Linked DNA regions of Mus musculus: region 2 is linked to region 1. Evidence: chromatin loops called from intact Hi-C (ENCODE). Cell type or tissue: left cerebral cortex. All regions are shown on one strand.

What was found. Peaks named below come from ENCODE experiments on the same cell type or tissue, not always from the same donor. Only the 100,000 strongest peaks of a DNase experiment are listed, where the experiment ranks them.
Region 2: a loop joins it to region 1, with 2.3 times the contacts of the local background. A loop is called at or near these places in 3 of 42 quality-filtered maps.

The regions. Positions count from the first base shown.
Region 1 is chr6:52,114,732-52,122,731 of GRCm38, reverse strand. It overlaps the pseudogene Rps8-ps3. Among named protein-coding and RNA genes, the nearest start is that of Halr1, 16 kb to the right of the region's middle. In left cerebral cortex, no CTCF peak of the experiment used is centred here; a DNase peak (open chromatin) is centred at 3,325.
Region 2 is chr6:52,048,612-52,056,611 of GRCm38, reverse strand. No RefSeq gene overlaps it. Among named protein-coding and RNA genes, the nearest start is that of Skap2, 40 kb to the right of the region's middle. In left cerebral cortex, no CTCF peak of the experiment used is centred here; no DNase peak of the experiment used is centred here.

The sequences.
Region 1 (8,000 bases):
AAAATAAATGAAGACTTGAATTCAATCCCCAGAAACAACAACAAAAAATAGAAACAAAGAAACAAAAACCCAAAAAAGATAAGAAAAAGAAAAGAAAAGAAAAGAAAAGACGAGAAAAGAAAAGAAAAGAAAAGACGAGAAAAGAAAAGAAAAGAAAAGAAAAGAGAAGAGAAGGGAAGGGAAGGGAAGAGAAGGGAAGGGAAGAGAAGGGAAGGGAAAAGGGAAAAAAGGGAGAAGGGAGAAAGGAAAAGGGAAAAGGGAGAAAAGGGAAAAGGGAAAAAGGGAAAAAAAGGGAAAAAAGGAAAAAAGGAAAAAAGGGAAAAAAGGGGAAAAAAGGAAAGGAAAGGAAAGGAAAGGAAAGGAAAGGAAATGAAAGGAAAGGAAAGGAAAGGAAAGGAAAGGAAGTTGAGCTTGGTTTTGGGTGGGACATGCTATAATAATAGGAAAGCCAGGGTAAGCCAGGAGTGGTGGCACACACCTTTAATCCCAGCACTCAGGAGGCAGAGGCAGGTGGATTTCTGAGTTCGAGTCCAACCTGGTCTACAAAGTGAGTTCCAGGACAGTCAGAGCTATACAGAGAAACCCTGTCTCGGAAAAAAAAAAAAGCCAGGGTAGAGACAGGTGGATCCTGGGGCTCACTGGCCAGCCAGTCTAGTTTATTTGACTAGTTCCAGGCATGTGAGAAATACCATTTTATAAAACAAGGTAAATAGTATCTAAGAACAGAACTCAAGGTTGGCCTCTGGTGTGTACACACAAATGCACACACCCACACACATATGAGCACCCATCCACATACAAGTCTTTTAATATTTATTGTCTTATTTGCTAGAGTGTTAAACTCTTGTTAAGCACATAAACTGTGACTGCATTAAACAGAGTCACTTACCTGATCGTTACGAGAGCATAGACCAGTAGCAGGCATGGTGGTGCATGCCTATAATACCAACACTCAGAAGAAAGAGGCAGGAAGATCTTTATAAGTTCAAGACCAGCCTGGTCTGCATAGCAAGTTCCAGACCAGCCAGGCAGCCAGAAAACACAGATCCTAAAGGGGGGGGGGGCAAAGAGACACACACATAGACAGAGTGAGAGTTAGAGACATAGAGAGGCAGAGGCAGAGACACAGAGACAGAGTGCAAGACAGAGACACAGGCACAGAGAGGGAAAAACAGTGTGTGTGACAAAGAACTCAGAACTGAGTTGAAGAGATAAAGTCAGCCCCTGCAGGAAGGGCAAGGAGACCTGGAAGATCCAGGAGGGTGATGAATTGGTGCTCAGGTTTCTCTGGGTGCTTGCACTTCTTTCCAAGCTCTTGTGAAAACATCTGGGGGCGAGAGCTATGTGGGGGTGAGGACATAGGGATGTCAGTGTCTGAACTGAGCTGTGCAGGGCTGAAAAGGGTTCTCCCAGGCATGGAAGACCAGTGGTACATGACAGACAGTTTGGCCAGCTGTTTCAGATCGAGCAAGCAAAGTACGTGGGGTTGAGAGAGATATATGAAGGATAAGGTTTAGCTAAATGAACAGGTTTTTTTTTTAAAGATTTATTTTATGCTTTAATCAAGTGTGTGTGTGAGTGTGTAATCAAGTGTGTGTGTGTGTGTGTGTGTGTGTGTGTACAGATGGATGAAAATGCAGGAGCAGAGAGAACCCAGAGGTTTCAGATGCCCCCTGCAGCTAGAGCTACAGTGATTGTGAGCCACCTAACCTGGATGTTGAAATCTGAACTCAATTCCTCCATAAGAGCAGTACATTCTATTAACAGCTGAGCCGTCTCTCCAGCTCTTAAATGTTTTTGTGTTTTAGAAATGTTCTTACCTTTTTTACTACTGGAACATGGAAAGGGCTGGAAAGAAAGAGAGAACGGGAGGGAGTTTCTCAGAGCTGAAGATCAAGTGCCTGTCAAATAAATTTATTTAAAATCCCTGAAAAGCAAGCACTGCCACCAGAAACATAGGCAGATGTGTGCAGTTGGGACTTATGGTCTTTGTGGTGCTGGGGCTCAGATCCAGGGTTGCGTACATCCCAGGCAGATGTTCTACCACTGGATCACACACCCAGAGCCAGAACTGAGATTCAAGTGGCTGGGGTGGTAAGCAAATCCAGCCAGTTCTATGTTCCTAAAGAACCCAACTGGCATTGGTCCAGTGGTGCGAGGAACAGTGGTGTGAAGCCAAAGATTGGGAGGTTTGCATCTTCTTCATGTTCTCCAGCTCTTCAGGGTACCTCTGTTAAGTCCAGCAGCATTTCAGGTGGCACTCTGGGCACTGGGGAACTAGACACTGCACAGCGCCCAAACCTGAAGTGAGTCAGTTATTGAACTGATTGCAAAAACCATCAACAAAAAGTGAATTTCTCAACATAACATTACTTTGAAGGGCTGTGGGCTTGGTGAACAAAGCATCATTTGCATAGAGGATCTGAGTCTTGAGATGTAGCTAGCTTGAAATGTTTCAAAGAAGCCTTTCAAAAGATCTTCTCTGTGACGTGGGGCAAAGAAAAACACTACCAAAGGCTGGAGAGATGCCTCGAAATTAAAAACCCAGTCTGATCTTCCAGAGGACCTGGGCCCGGAATCCCCGCACCCACATGCAGTTCACAACTGTAATTCTAGTACTGGATCCAACCCACTCTTATGACCGCCACAGGCACCAGGCGTGCATTTGGTGTACAGACAGACAGACATGCAAGCAAAACATCCACACATGAATACACTTTTTAAAAATTAAAGAAAAATACTACCTATTTTGTAGAAGGCAAAGATCCTGGCAACAGGAATGTCCAGATCAACGGGCACAATAAAGGATACACTGAGTTTGCTGTGGCATTCTTGCCATTGGTCAGTTAATAAACACTGAGTACTTTATTTTATATATATATATATATATATATCTCACATATATATACATATATATATCACATATATATACATATGTATATACATATATGTCTTGCATGCTAACACATACAGAGGGAAGACAGAGAGAGAGAGAGAGAGAGATCTGTTAAAAGGATTTTACCAAAACATTGCTTCACTTTTTTTCACTGTGGCTGGCTTTTTACTAATACAAAAGACGTTGGAATGTGGTGATATTTTACATTAAAATAACCATTGGAGGGCTGTTTATTAATTAAACCCTAACTCTCATGCTGTTGAGTACTGGACTGGTTTGGATACTGGGTTACTGGACTTCTAGGTTTTGAATCACTTAAAGGCTTCTTGAGACAGCTGAAAGGCAGTCAGTCCGCAGTGAGCACTCACAGTAGCTAATGGTCTAACAAGCACTGTCAGGCCATCCTGCATTTCAGCTGTTCGTTTTGCTGAAGGCAGATAATTTATGCTACATCCCACAGCACAGACCAAGTGCATAAAACCAGAGAGGAATGCTAATGGGACCAACGTTACAAATTCTTAAAGTGACAGGCTTTCTTTTCTTTTCTTTTTTTTTTTTTTTTCTGTTGCTGTTACCTGACTTAGTCTGATTGCAGTCAGATCATGTAGATATTTTAATAAATGTGGGTAATAATGAAATGCTGAGTCTTGGCAGAGTAAACTCCCGAGTTCAATAGCCATAGCTGACAAAAGCTGATGCTTTGTCTGCACACAGAGGGCTGTGTTCAAGGGTCTGGCAAGTAGTACACATTCGGGAACTTGGAAAGAAATTTATTTTATTTTTAATTATGGTGGGTATCTGTGTGTGGATGTGTGCAAGTGAATGTGGAGGACAGAAAAAGGACAAAGATACTTGTAAGCCACTCTGGTCCTCTGTAAGAGCAACATTTCTTTTTTTAATATAGAACAGCAAACACCTTTATTACACGAGCTGTGAATAATGGTTTATTTGCCTTTCCGGGCTTTGATCTTCCGCAGATAGAACTCCAGCTCCTTGCCTTCCGAGCACATAGCCGTCTGCTCTGCCACACTGGCCTGGTCTTGAGGCAACGCAGACAAGAAGCTTGCTGTGTTGTGACTGCTCCTCCAGGAGGCTGCTGACTTTGGCATTCTTTTTCCTTTCGTCATATTTCTTTTGAGTATTCTTTGATCGGTTTTTGTTTAAAATCTCTTCCTCCTCAGGAGTCAGATTGGCCCCCTTCTTTGTTGGCCCAGGGGCAGTGCATAGTGGGACTCGAACCGCTGCCAGTATGGTGTGGTGTCAATAAGCACGATGCTGTTCTTTGTCAGGGTCTTGGTGCAGACAAGCTCATTATTAGATGCTTTGTAGACAACATCAATGATCCTTGTTTTTCGAGTACAACACTCAGGGGCCAGGAAAAGTTACCCACATCCAATCTCAGGGCATGGTACTTCTTATTGCCTCCTCAAACATGGAATGTGTGAGGGTCGATGTTAGTGCTGGCCCCAGGCTGTCCCAGTTCATACTTCCGCTTCCTGTGGTAGCGTTTCCTCTTACACACACACACACACACACACACACACACACACACCATCTTGCAGTGCTTGTGCCAGTTGTCCTGAGAGGTGCCCATGGCTCCGTGCTGGCTGGAAAGTGCACAACACATTCTTAACCATTGAGGCATCTCTCCAGCCCTGCTTAGGACATGTTTCTTTTCTTTTCTTTTTTCTTTTCTTTTCTTTTCTTTTCTTTTCTTTTCTTTTCTTTTCTTTCGTTCCTTCGTTCCTTCCTTCCTTCCTTTCTTCCTTCCTTCCTCAGTCTCTCCCTCCCTCTCTCCTTCTTTCGAATGAATAGGGGCTGGGGATATAGCTGAAGGGTACAGCACTTGTCTCCCTAAGATCCATCTCCACTATTGTTTAAGATAAAAAGAGGCTCTGGAGAGGTGGGTCAGTGTTTAAGAGTGCTGTATAAGCATGAGGCCCCGAGTTTGTACACCAAGCACCCAAGTAAATATCCATGTCCACGCGCTTGTGACCACAGCAGTACGGGAGGCAGAGACACATGGGTTAAAGGGGCTTGCTGGCTGCTGGCTAACTAGGTTCAGTGAGAGACCCTGACTCAAAGGAATATGGTAGGGAGGGTTAGAGAAGAACAACATTGATCTCCATCGTGTGCACAGGCTACACACATGTCTCCACACACACACACACACACACACACACACACACACACCACAAATTTAGTGGTTAAACACTTGAGTTTAATAATAAATATTCTTCTGACTATTGCTTTTCAAGTGAATGAAGTAATAATAGCAACCAACTATTAAGCACTGTTCACTTGCCAAGGACTGAATGGAAACCTGTGCCCACACATACATTGTCTTACTTCGTCTCTACTTTACTGTTAGATATTTTATTCTTCTCTGTTCATAGATGTGGAACAGAGACACAAAGCTGTGACTCGTTCCAGGTGTCCTAGCATGTGAGAGACACAGCTGGAGCTAACTACAGCTCTGATATGAATATTTAGTCACAAGATTCACTGCCTTTCTGCATGCACGTCTGATTTATCTAAATTAGTTCATAAAGTTTGAAGGCTGACCAGATGGCTCAGTGGGTATGGGCCCAACGACCTGAGTTTAATCTTCCTGGGACCTACATGGGGGAAAGAACAAACTTTTTTTTTTTTTTTTTTTTTTTTTTTTGCAAGTTGTCCTTTGACCTATACATTCCTGTCGTGGTACAACACCCCAATGTGGGGGAAAAAATCACAGAAGCATTTGAAATGTCTCTTAGACGTTTGTGAGTGTGTAAGGTCCGTTGGTATGCTTGCCGGTACAGGGCAGATTTTAGTTGTTTTCACACAGCTCTGGACCTTAGGAACCAGATGAGCTAACGAGCTTCCCTTCTGAAACAGTCCTGTAATAGCCAATGCTTATTGACAGCTGCTTTGGTGCCAGGCACTTCCTAATTGCCTTATCAGGTATCACTTAGTCTGAGCCATGCACCATCGCAGAGGAAAGTGCTGTTACTCACCCACCCCTGTTTTACAGACCAGGAAACTGAAGCTGTGGGAGGGTAGTCATGTCAGCCACTGCAGTTAAGCAATGTAGCTATTGAAGCAATTGGGTTTGAACCCAGGTTGTTTGCCCAGCTCTGCTGGCTTAGATCAGAAGCAGTGGCCGGTCCCCAGGCAGGTTCAGACACCGCTCTCCCCTCCCCAGTGAAGCAAGCCCACCCGCCATCCCCAGTCCACCAAGTGAGAAGCATGCGCTAGTTAGACTCCCATAGAGCCTTTCAGCCCTATCAGGCCTCCACATGTTGGAATGTCCTATATAGATTTTTTGTTTTCTCATGGCTAGAACATTGACAGCCTTCAAGATTGCCCTGAGGGAGGACAACTTGCTTTCTGACATGTGAGGCACTCTGATTGCAGATGGAGGGTGTGGGTTGCATCTGTCTTGGGTCTGCCTCTGTCTCACTTTCCAGCTGAAATGCCCCAAGCACTTGCTGCTGCTTTTCGATCGCACACTATTTCCCACAGGTGCTTTTTTTTTTTTTTTTTTAAGGTGATACCTACATCTCGTTGTTTCATGTCTTGCCAGCTGTCTGGTCTGCTCTTCACCTCTGACCACCAGACAGCTGTAGCAAATGGAAAGGCGTACATTTGTTCAAGGTGGGATTGACCCATGGGGTCTGCCTTTGTGCCCGGGTGAGTGTTCCCTGCAGGGGAAACAGTGTGGAAGTTTGTAACTTCGCTACTCTCCCTGGGAGGTCTTTTAAGTTTCTTTTTTTAACACCCCTCCCCCCACACACCTCTAACCTACGTTTGATCTTGCACTCCACTGCTAAACCAGATAACATCTCCTCTACCCCATACCTGGAATGGAACTTTACAGTTTACAAAGTACTTTTCTAGCCTGTTCTCTCATTTAACCCTTTACAATCTAGTGGTAGAAAACTATTCACAAATTCCGGAATGAGAAGATTGGCTCAGTGTCGCTTAAGTGGTCTGCTCAAGTTCTAGCCATCCACACTTAGGAATCCTCTGTTCCTTTCTACTACATGATAGCTTTAAGTAGCGTGATCATCAAGGTGCATGAGACAGAGGGGTATTTCCTTCTGTTTACACTCTTGGTGGCACAGAACATTCTGGAATCTGGGGAGCATAATAGCCACACTAACAAAGCATGTTGAGTGCCTGCTAGCAGGCAGTGCAGCTTCAGGCCACCCCCTTTGAACCTCATTTGTCCTTTCTTGTCCTGATGGTCTCCGAGGGCGGCTGTGAAGATCGACTTTCACGCTGATGTTTTTAATTCTGCGTTTTCCTAGCAAACACCACAGGTTCCATTTCCTGTGTGAGTGTCTTTCTTTAGGGCAACTTTGTCTAATAAACTCTGGGATTATTTTAGGTTTCATTCTCATTTTTAAAAGAAAGGTGGAGAGAAGAAAGGAAAGGGGAAAAACTCTAAAACCCTAAGGGTGGAAGAAAGGTCAGACTGGGGTGGGGGTGGGGAGTAACTAAAACAAACAACAAACAAGAGTCAAAGAGAAATAAAGTAGAAAGCTGCTTGTGATGAGCCAAAAGCTAGCTGTGATCTCTCTCTCTCTCTCCTCCTCCTCTTCGTTCTTTCTCCTCCTCCTCCTCCTCCTCCTCCTCCTCCTCCTCCTCTTTTTCTTCTTCTTCTTCTTCTTCTTCTTCTTCTTCTTCTTCTTCTTCCTTCTTCTTCTTCTTCTTCTTCTCCCCCCCCCCTCTCTCTCTCTTCCTCTCTCCCTCTCTCTGTGTATGTGTGTGTGCGCGTGCGAGAGTGTCTAATTTAATCCTCACGGTCATCTTCTGAGGGAGGTGTTCTCCCTTGAAACTTAAAAAAAAAGTATCTGAAATGTACATTTATTTTTAGACTGTATTTCATTATTTGTTTTCATTAACTATTTATTCACTTTATATCTCGTTAGCAGCCCCCTCTCCTTTCCAGCCCTCCCCCCCCCAACCCCCTCCTCCATTATCCTCTCCTCTTCTCCTCGGAGAAGGGGAAGCCCCCCTTGGGTGCTAACCCATCTTGGGACATCTTCTCCCACTGAGGCCTGACCAGGCAGTCCATCTAGGGAAAGGGGATCCAAAGGCAGGGAACAGAGACTGA
Region 2 (8,000 bases), 66 kb after region 1:
ATGGTGTGCCAGGTAGGGAATGAAGGATGCTGGGAGAACCTGGAAGCCAGGTCTGCTTTGGTATGTCAAATATGTACCCCAGTCTCTTGTCCCGGGTCTGAAATCAAACAGCTACCAACTTATCTTCTCTAGTAGTAACATTTATAGAATCATCATAATGGACCAAATTATGCTAAATGATTTGACACAGTATTTCACTGCTGAAACTGCCCTATAGTATTGGTTACTTATAGTTGATTCTGCTAGGCTCTGCCCAGGGACCTAGCAACGGCTTAGGTCATCATCTGCCGCTATTACCTGCCAGTTGTGGCTATTCGTCACCCCAGCTCTCTCTCTTTCTCTCTCTCTCTCTCTCTCTGCTCCCACATGTTCCTGGACAGCATCCTTACCCCCCCTTCTGTCCTTCACCGTCTCCCCTTCTCTGCCCTCATTGCTCTGCTCCTGTCTGTCTGCCTCTACCCTGTCTCTCCCTCCCCTTCCCCCAAATAAATCTCCTTTATACCAGGTCTGTCACATGGTGTGATTTCTCAGGGGGTTGCCTTGGCATGAGGCCACCATGTAACCTTCCCCCATCCCACCCCGCCACATTATATTTCATAGCAGTGCTAATGTCTGTATTTTTTTTTAAATCAGTTTCCTTTTCTGTAAAATGTATTTCTGTAAAAATACCAATAATCTTGTACTGGTTCACTATTTCACCTTGCCTGTACTAGAACATGTGAGGATACTCTAATGGCTTACATCTCGTCTCTCATTTAGATGCTGAGAATTTGTGTTACTCATGTTTGTGTCTCCAGTGTGGAGTCAGTACCGCATAGGAATCCGTAAAATACTTGAAGAATGAATGAATACTCACCTTGTTCTGATGGTAAAGACGGCCGTGTGACGTACAAATGCAAATCTGGTTAATGGCAGCCACTGGAGTCTCCTTCCTGGTAAGGAGATGTTCCCTTTTCTGGACACGTTGAATATTTTCTACAGTGGCCTTCTATGTCCTTGTCCTTACCTATGCTACCCAGCCAGAGGAACCACCACCACACCACCACACCACCACCCCTTTTATTTTCTATTTCCAGGGAAAGAGAAGTCTCCTTTCTCATGAAGATCTGTGTCTCATTTAAAAGGTTTATCTAATCTACTTTTTTGATTAAGCTTTCCAATTGAAGGTGCCAAGAACACTCAGTCTTTATAACATAAGAATAGTGAATGAAACACGAAGACATTCATACAGAACTGGGAAGAGCCTTGGATGTCAGGCAAGTGGAGCAGAGCGAAGTCTGACTATTACTATTTTATGTACAGCTCTATGTCTGTGTACCAACTTCATACTTGGTTCCTGCAAAGGCCAGAGAAGGCCATCAAAATCCCCTGGGACTGGAGTTGCCATGTGGGTGCTGGGATTAAATTCCTGGTCCTCTGGAAAAGTAGTCAGTACTCATAACCACTGAGCCATCTCTCCAGCTCCACCCAGGGTACTTTTAGCTGCGTGGAAGGTCGATAGATCTACAGAACACCACTCCCTCTTGGAAGCGGCATCCTGGATTTTACTTTTTTTGACAGATAAAATTGAGTTATAGCTGTGAGAATCTGAGAGCAACAGTGGCATCATCCTTCAGGAAAGCCATCCTTTCAGCTGTACTGGCTGAGGTTCGTCAGTTAATTTACTCCACCAGTAAAGCAACTGTTAGACTTTTATAAACTTTCTGTTTTATAAACACTACGTCTACTTAGGCCTGAACTTTAAACAGTCGGAGAAAAAGGAATAAAAATTCAACAAGGTTTGCATCAAAATCCTGAGTCTCATCCTAACAAAACCCCAGAGCAGGGCAGCACGGCAAGTTTCAGGTGTTCAATCAATGCCCTTCAAATAAATGGATGAAAATCTAAAGTTGTGAATGAGATCAATGAAGCTGTGATCACTAACTGTCCCTGAAGATCTGTCTGTCGCGAGCCTCTGACTGCCGACTTTAAGTATGGATTTTTGTACTAGTATTAAGGAATAAGAAGGTGTGATTTTTCTTTTGAAGTCACTTAGTCCTTTGCCCCCTACAGGATTGTACATGTCACCTCAACAGCTTGTCGCCTACCCATAAATGTTTGGTGGAAGAGAGAGCTTCTGGTTCTTATATGTTCCTAAGTGCCAACATCGTACTAAAAACAACCCTGCTGGACCACCGCAATGTATAGATTTAAAGTGTTCTGTAATGCGTTACGACTTAACATATGTAGCTTTGCCTCCAACATCTGTATCCTGATTTGTAGTCTAATAAACCTCCCTGCTGCAGATGGCGGGTGCATGGTTGTTCCGAGGTGCAATGCATCAACGCAGCATTTCTAAACACAAAGCAATAATGTATTCAATTAAGGGAGGAAATAAAACATCAGGCTGTTTCTTATAATAAATCTTTTACTAAAGCTTCCACCGTCATATGTTTGCTGAGGAAATAATACATGCCATTCAGACTAAGGGTTATTGTAGCCTGCTGAGGGAAACATGAAATTCTGGAGGCTTCAGCAGTACTGGGAAACCCCTGAAACATGGGAAGTGTACAAATTAGAAAAGGGTGTACTATGTGACTAATGATACCTCCTGGGATACCTTTGCAACCCATATTTACTGTTATGATCGCTGGCTTCATTTAAGCTACAGGAGTTGAAAAGCAATCCCCCTGTACTGGAGGAACACCTCTGTGCTCATTAGATGTGGTTGTAACTTAAGCTCTAAAGGCTTTCTTCTTCACTGTCATTCTTCATACTTCTGGAAATGTGGTGCTTGAACTTCGAATAAAAGTGGTCCATAGCATGACCATGTAAGCTGCAGCTCCCGGAAGGCACGCTCACACCTCTACATCTGTAGCCGGCTCTGGGACTGAACAGAGACTTAATTCACCCCAGATGTTGCCCAAAAGAAAGTTCTGGAGTAAGGCTGCCAGTCTTAGGCGTTTCTAGCCACTATGGCCCAGGCAAGGGTATGGATCTTCAGCCCAGAGTCCCTAGCTTTTTGTTGGAGACTTTTCATCTAGTATGCCAAGAAAAAAAATATTGCTGGATCCCATAAAGTCAGTCCCCAAAACCCCCACCCTCGGTGGAAAACAGCGGCTACTTGACATCATTTGGATAGATGATTCTAGGTCTTTCTGTCATAAACATGTCAAAGAAAAATATTGTTCTGCTGTCTTCAGACTACATTATTCCCTTGTACTGTAAGAAAGCTTACATAACAATTTCTTTGGAAAAAAAAAAAAACCAAAACACTGTATATGTAATGGCTTGTGTTGCTGATCGCCAGAATAGCCTTTGATAGATTAACACAATCAGGCAGCATGTTTATTTCTAATGATACTGTGTTTTGTTTGCTTTTTTTTTTTTTTTTTTTGGTAGAGTCTCATGTAGCTCTGGATGGTCTTGAACTTTCTGCGTAGTTAAGCATAACCTTGAGTTTGTGATCCTTCGACCTTCACCTCCCAAGTGGTGGGGTCACAGGTGTGAGCCACCTGCTCAACTTTGATACTTTTACTCTGCAGTAATACTCTTCTTTACTTAGCTTCAGGTTTTATTAGCCAGTCCCCTGTTCTTCGGGGAAGGACGCTTGGTGTAATGTCAGTGTCCTTTATCATGTGAAATGCTTAATTTCAGGCTCTGCGAATGGGGAAAGCTCAGTCATCAAGCAGTGTAGACTTTAGTCTCATGTTAACCCATCTGTAGCCTCCCTTCTTTTGGTCTCTCAGGCTCAGACCTCTTTTGGGGACTGGCTAGAGTCATCTTCTTGATATGTGAGGTAAATCTAGTATGTGAGATGGCTAGTCTGCACAGTGGAGGCTTCTCTGACATTGCGGCTTCTCGGCTGTAGTCGCAGACGGGCCTCTGCAGGCCCACTGTGCCTTATGAACCATGGTGTTCTCTCTGGAGGGAGACCATTTCCTATTATGTCAGAGCAGATACAGAAAACAGCCTGTCTGGGCTCAGTTGGGATAACTATTCATAAAAATCGCAACTTAATAAGGATATCTTCAATATTTATTAAGGGAAAAATGTGAAAAGAGTCATATGAAAGATAGCTTTGACCTTTGCAAAACTACTGTTAAAGACATTGTTCACTGAATATTAAATAATTGATCAGAAATGCATCCATCCAACAGCCTTTTAAAACCTGTCTCCTGACAACCTGATGTGTTTCTTGGCTAAATGTTGGAATCTATGCCATGCATGGAATTATTGCTCCTGGTTTGGCTACAGAAAAAATAAAAAAGAACTAAGTTTTCTGATCTGTATTCCTTACCCCATTCCTCTGTGGAATGGTCTCTCTCTCTCTCTTTCTCTCTTTCTCTCTCTCTCTCTCTCTCTCTCTCTCTCTCTCTCTCTCTCTCTCTCTGTGTGTGTGTGTGTGTGTGTGTGTGTGTAGCATTTTTGGAGGAGGAGAGAGCCAAAATAAACTCTTCCTTCTGGAAGTGTGAGATAAAATCAACCCTACCCTCCACAAGCTGCTTTTGACCAGTGTTTGATCACAGCACCAGAAACCTAACTAAACAATATGAAATAGCAAGGGAAAGTATATGACAACAGAGCCGGGTGGTGGTGGCACACGCCTGTAATCCCTGCACTTGGGAGGCAGAGGCAGGTGTATCTCTGGGTTTGGGGCCAGCCTGATCTATAAAAGAGTTCCAGGACACCCAGGACTATATAGAGAAACCCTGTCTAAATACACACACACACACACAGAGAGAGAGAGAGAGAGAGAGAGAGAGAGAGAGAGAGAGAGAGAGAGAGAGAGAGAGAGAAGTTTTAAAAAAGCATAAGGAAATAGTTTCTATCCTATGTGTGGCCAACGAGTGGGATTTCCTAATTTCCTATGGGAAAATACAGACATAGCCAATGGATAAAGTAGAAAGTGCATTTGAAGGACAGTCACAATATTATAGTTATGAAGACTCATGCTAAACTAAACCAACAACAAAATATATTTATTTATTCTAGGGATATAGCTTAGATGTAGCATGCATGTGTGAGGCTCTGGGTTGGATCCATGCCTTGGAGAAAAAGATATCACAAAGATAAATACGTTGACACTTTTTGTTGTTAAGTACTCAGCCCATTATTAGAACTGACTTTGGGGCTGGTGAAATGGGTCAGTAGGTAAAGGCGCTTGTGCCCAAAGCTGACAGTTGGAATTTGATTCTCCGGACTTACATGATGGAAGGAGATAATCAACTCCTGTGAGTTGTTCTCTGATCTCCATACCAAGACCTTAAATATGGACCTTAAATAAATAAATAAATAAGTCTAGTACAATTTTAAGGTGACTTTATAGAGAGTTCCCTCCCACCTAGATTAGTGGTTCTCAACCCATGAGTTGGGACCCCTTTGGGATAGAAACACGTTTTCACAGAATTTGCATATCAGATATCCTGCACCACATATATTTAGACTATTATTCATAACAGTAGCAAAACTACACTCATGAAGTAGCAATGAAAATAATTTTATGGTTGCGGGTCGCCACAGCATGAGGGACCGTATTAAAGCATCGCCGCGGTAGAAGGTTGAGAAGCACTGCCCGAGAATTATTGCCAGTTACTATCACGTCTGTGTGAAAATGTCATCTGGTGTCTTTTCTCCTTTTATTTTTCTCTAAGAAGAAACAATTTGGACAGATCTGTCTGAGAGTGCCCTATAAGGTGTATCCTCTGAACACTGTAGGGGAGAAGACAGCCGTAGACAATTCCTGTGCTACATGACATTGATACATATTGACCTAGGGGCTGAAGTGCTCCACTCTGTGGTACATATTAATGTGGGATTTTAAAGACAACCCCACAGGACATGCCTTGCTAATTTGGGAACTAGATAAATCCAATGAAATGAAAATTTATTCAGAGAAAAGGCTTTGATGACAAAGAGTCTCAGGAGACCAAACACTAACACCAGACCCTTGGAGGGACAGATATAGTCCCTTAGAACAGAATGTCTTCCATCTTGATTTTTCCAAAATAATTTTTATATACACATTGTGAATTACATAAGACACCATCTCCACCGTTTTGGGAGTAGAAAGACAGAGTTGACAGATGTAGTTATTTGCTAGAAGCAACTATGTGAATTTATAAATATTTTACAAGTGCAGCTTTCAGACGAGCGACTTTTACTGCCATATTAATGCAACCTCGCAAATTTATAGCCTGGGCATGTGCGGGTTATGAATGTCCACTCTTCCAGGCTAATGCCAAGAACATGTTTTATGCTTCAAAATTCTTTTTCTCTCCTCTGATCGCAGACTTCTTGGCCGTCCAGATCTGTGTAATAATTCAGCAGCACACGAGGCACAAGGCCACAACAGTGTCCACTCGCGATAGCTAGACTCATAAATATACTCATTACAGCACACTCCATGTGACAGGGTGTGACACGCACAGCGTAAACAAATCTCCAAAGAAAGGGAGTTAGTAGTAGCAGAAGCAGCACTGGCATGGCTCTTTGTCGCTGGCCAGACCCCCATAATACGTGGACCAAAATTATAATCACATGCCACGATACAAAGGAAGCTGAAATAATGTTTAAGAAAATGACATCTCAGTGTATATTAGGTCAGAATACTCGTGAGCGATGCCATACTCATCAGAGGCTGTGCTACTGAAAGTGTTTTTAAATTATCCTTTAAAGAGGTTTATTACACTTATTTATCTTGTGTGCATGTGTGCTCCTGCACATGTGGGCCCATGTGGGGCGTAGCACATGTGTGGGGTTCAGAGGGCAACTTTTAGGAGCTGGTGCTCTTCTTCCACTATGTGGGTCCTGGGGATCACACCCAGGTCGGCATGCTTGGTGGTTAGCGTCCCTCCTGGTTGAGCCATCTTGCCAGCCTTACTGAAAAGATTTTAGTTACTATTCTCATCTTTCAGAAGAAAGTTCACGGAGGGTGTGGCACACTGCAACTCTTTCCTTGTACACTTGAAAGTTGCCTTTTGCAGTGATTATCCCCAAAGTCACTCTTCCTAGTGTTGCAGAGAAAGAGCAGGTTCCTGGGGCTTGAACAAACAAAGTCTCAGAGATCTCAGAGTGGGCAGCCTTCCTTTACATGCCAGACGGCTCTTCTCTTTTAACACGTTATGACCTGGGCAGAATCGCTGCCTGAGAGAAGTCAGAGCCCTTGTTCTTCTTTCTCTCTCCTAAGTAGCTCTTTTACACGGAACCATCATTTAGTTTCTCTAGTTTTTATTTTTATTTCCCTCTTTTGAAAAATATTTAAGTTGTACTATGTGGTGCAAATTCCTTTCCAATCATGATGATTCTTTTCCCTTGTGTATGTGTTCACCAACATATTTAGGTACACACGTTTAGATAGCATATTGTAATTTACAATATTAGTTGTTTTGTTTATTAGTGAGCATGATTTTCATTGCCTAAAAATTATCAGGGGATGTGGTGGTTAGTGATAATTGTTAACTTGGATAGATAGATAGATAGATAGATAGATAGATAGATAGATAGATAGATAGGTAGATAGATAGATAGATAAATAGATAGATAGAGTGGATAGGTAAGTGGATAGCTAGCTAGCTCTAGAATCACCTAGAAGACCAGCCCACAGACACAGCTGTGGGGATTATCTTGATTAGGTTAGTAGACGTGGGATCATGCCCTAGCTGGGGATTCTGGGCTGTTGAAAATGGGGAAAGTGGGGCCAGGAGATGACTTAGCCAAACAAGCCTGACAACCTGAGTTTGATTCTTGGAGTTACATAAAAAGCTGGGTGCAGAGGCTCGAATCTACATTTCTTGTGGTCCTCAGAAACATGGAAAGATGGGAGGCAGAGATAAGAGGACTACCCAGAAGGTCAATGGCCATCTAGGCTAGACTATGTAATGCAGAAGCAAAAACAGCAAAGAAGACACCACTTCATCAAGAGGGAAAGGAGGTACCCAAGGAGCTGAAGGGTCTGCAACCCTATAGATGGAACAACAATATGAACTAACCAGTACGCCCCAGAGCTTGTGTCTCTAGCT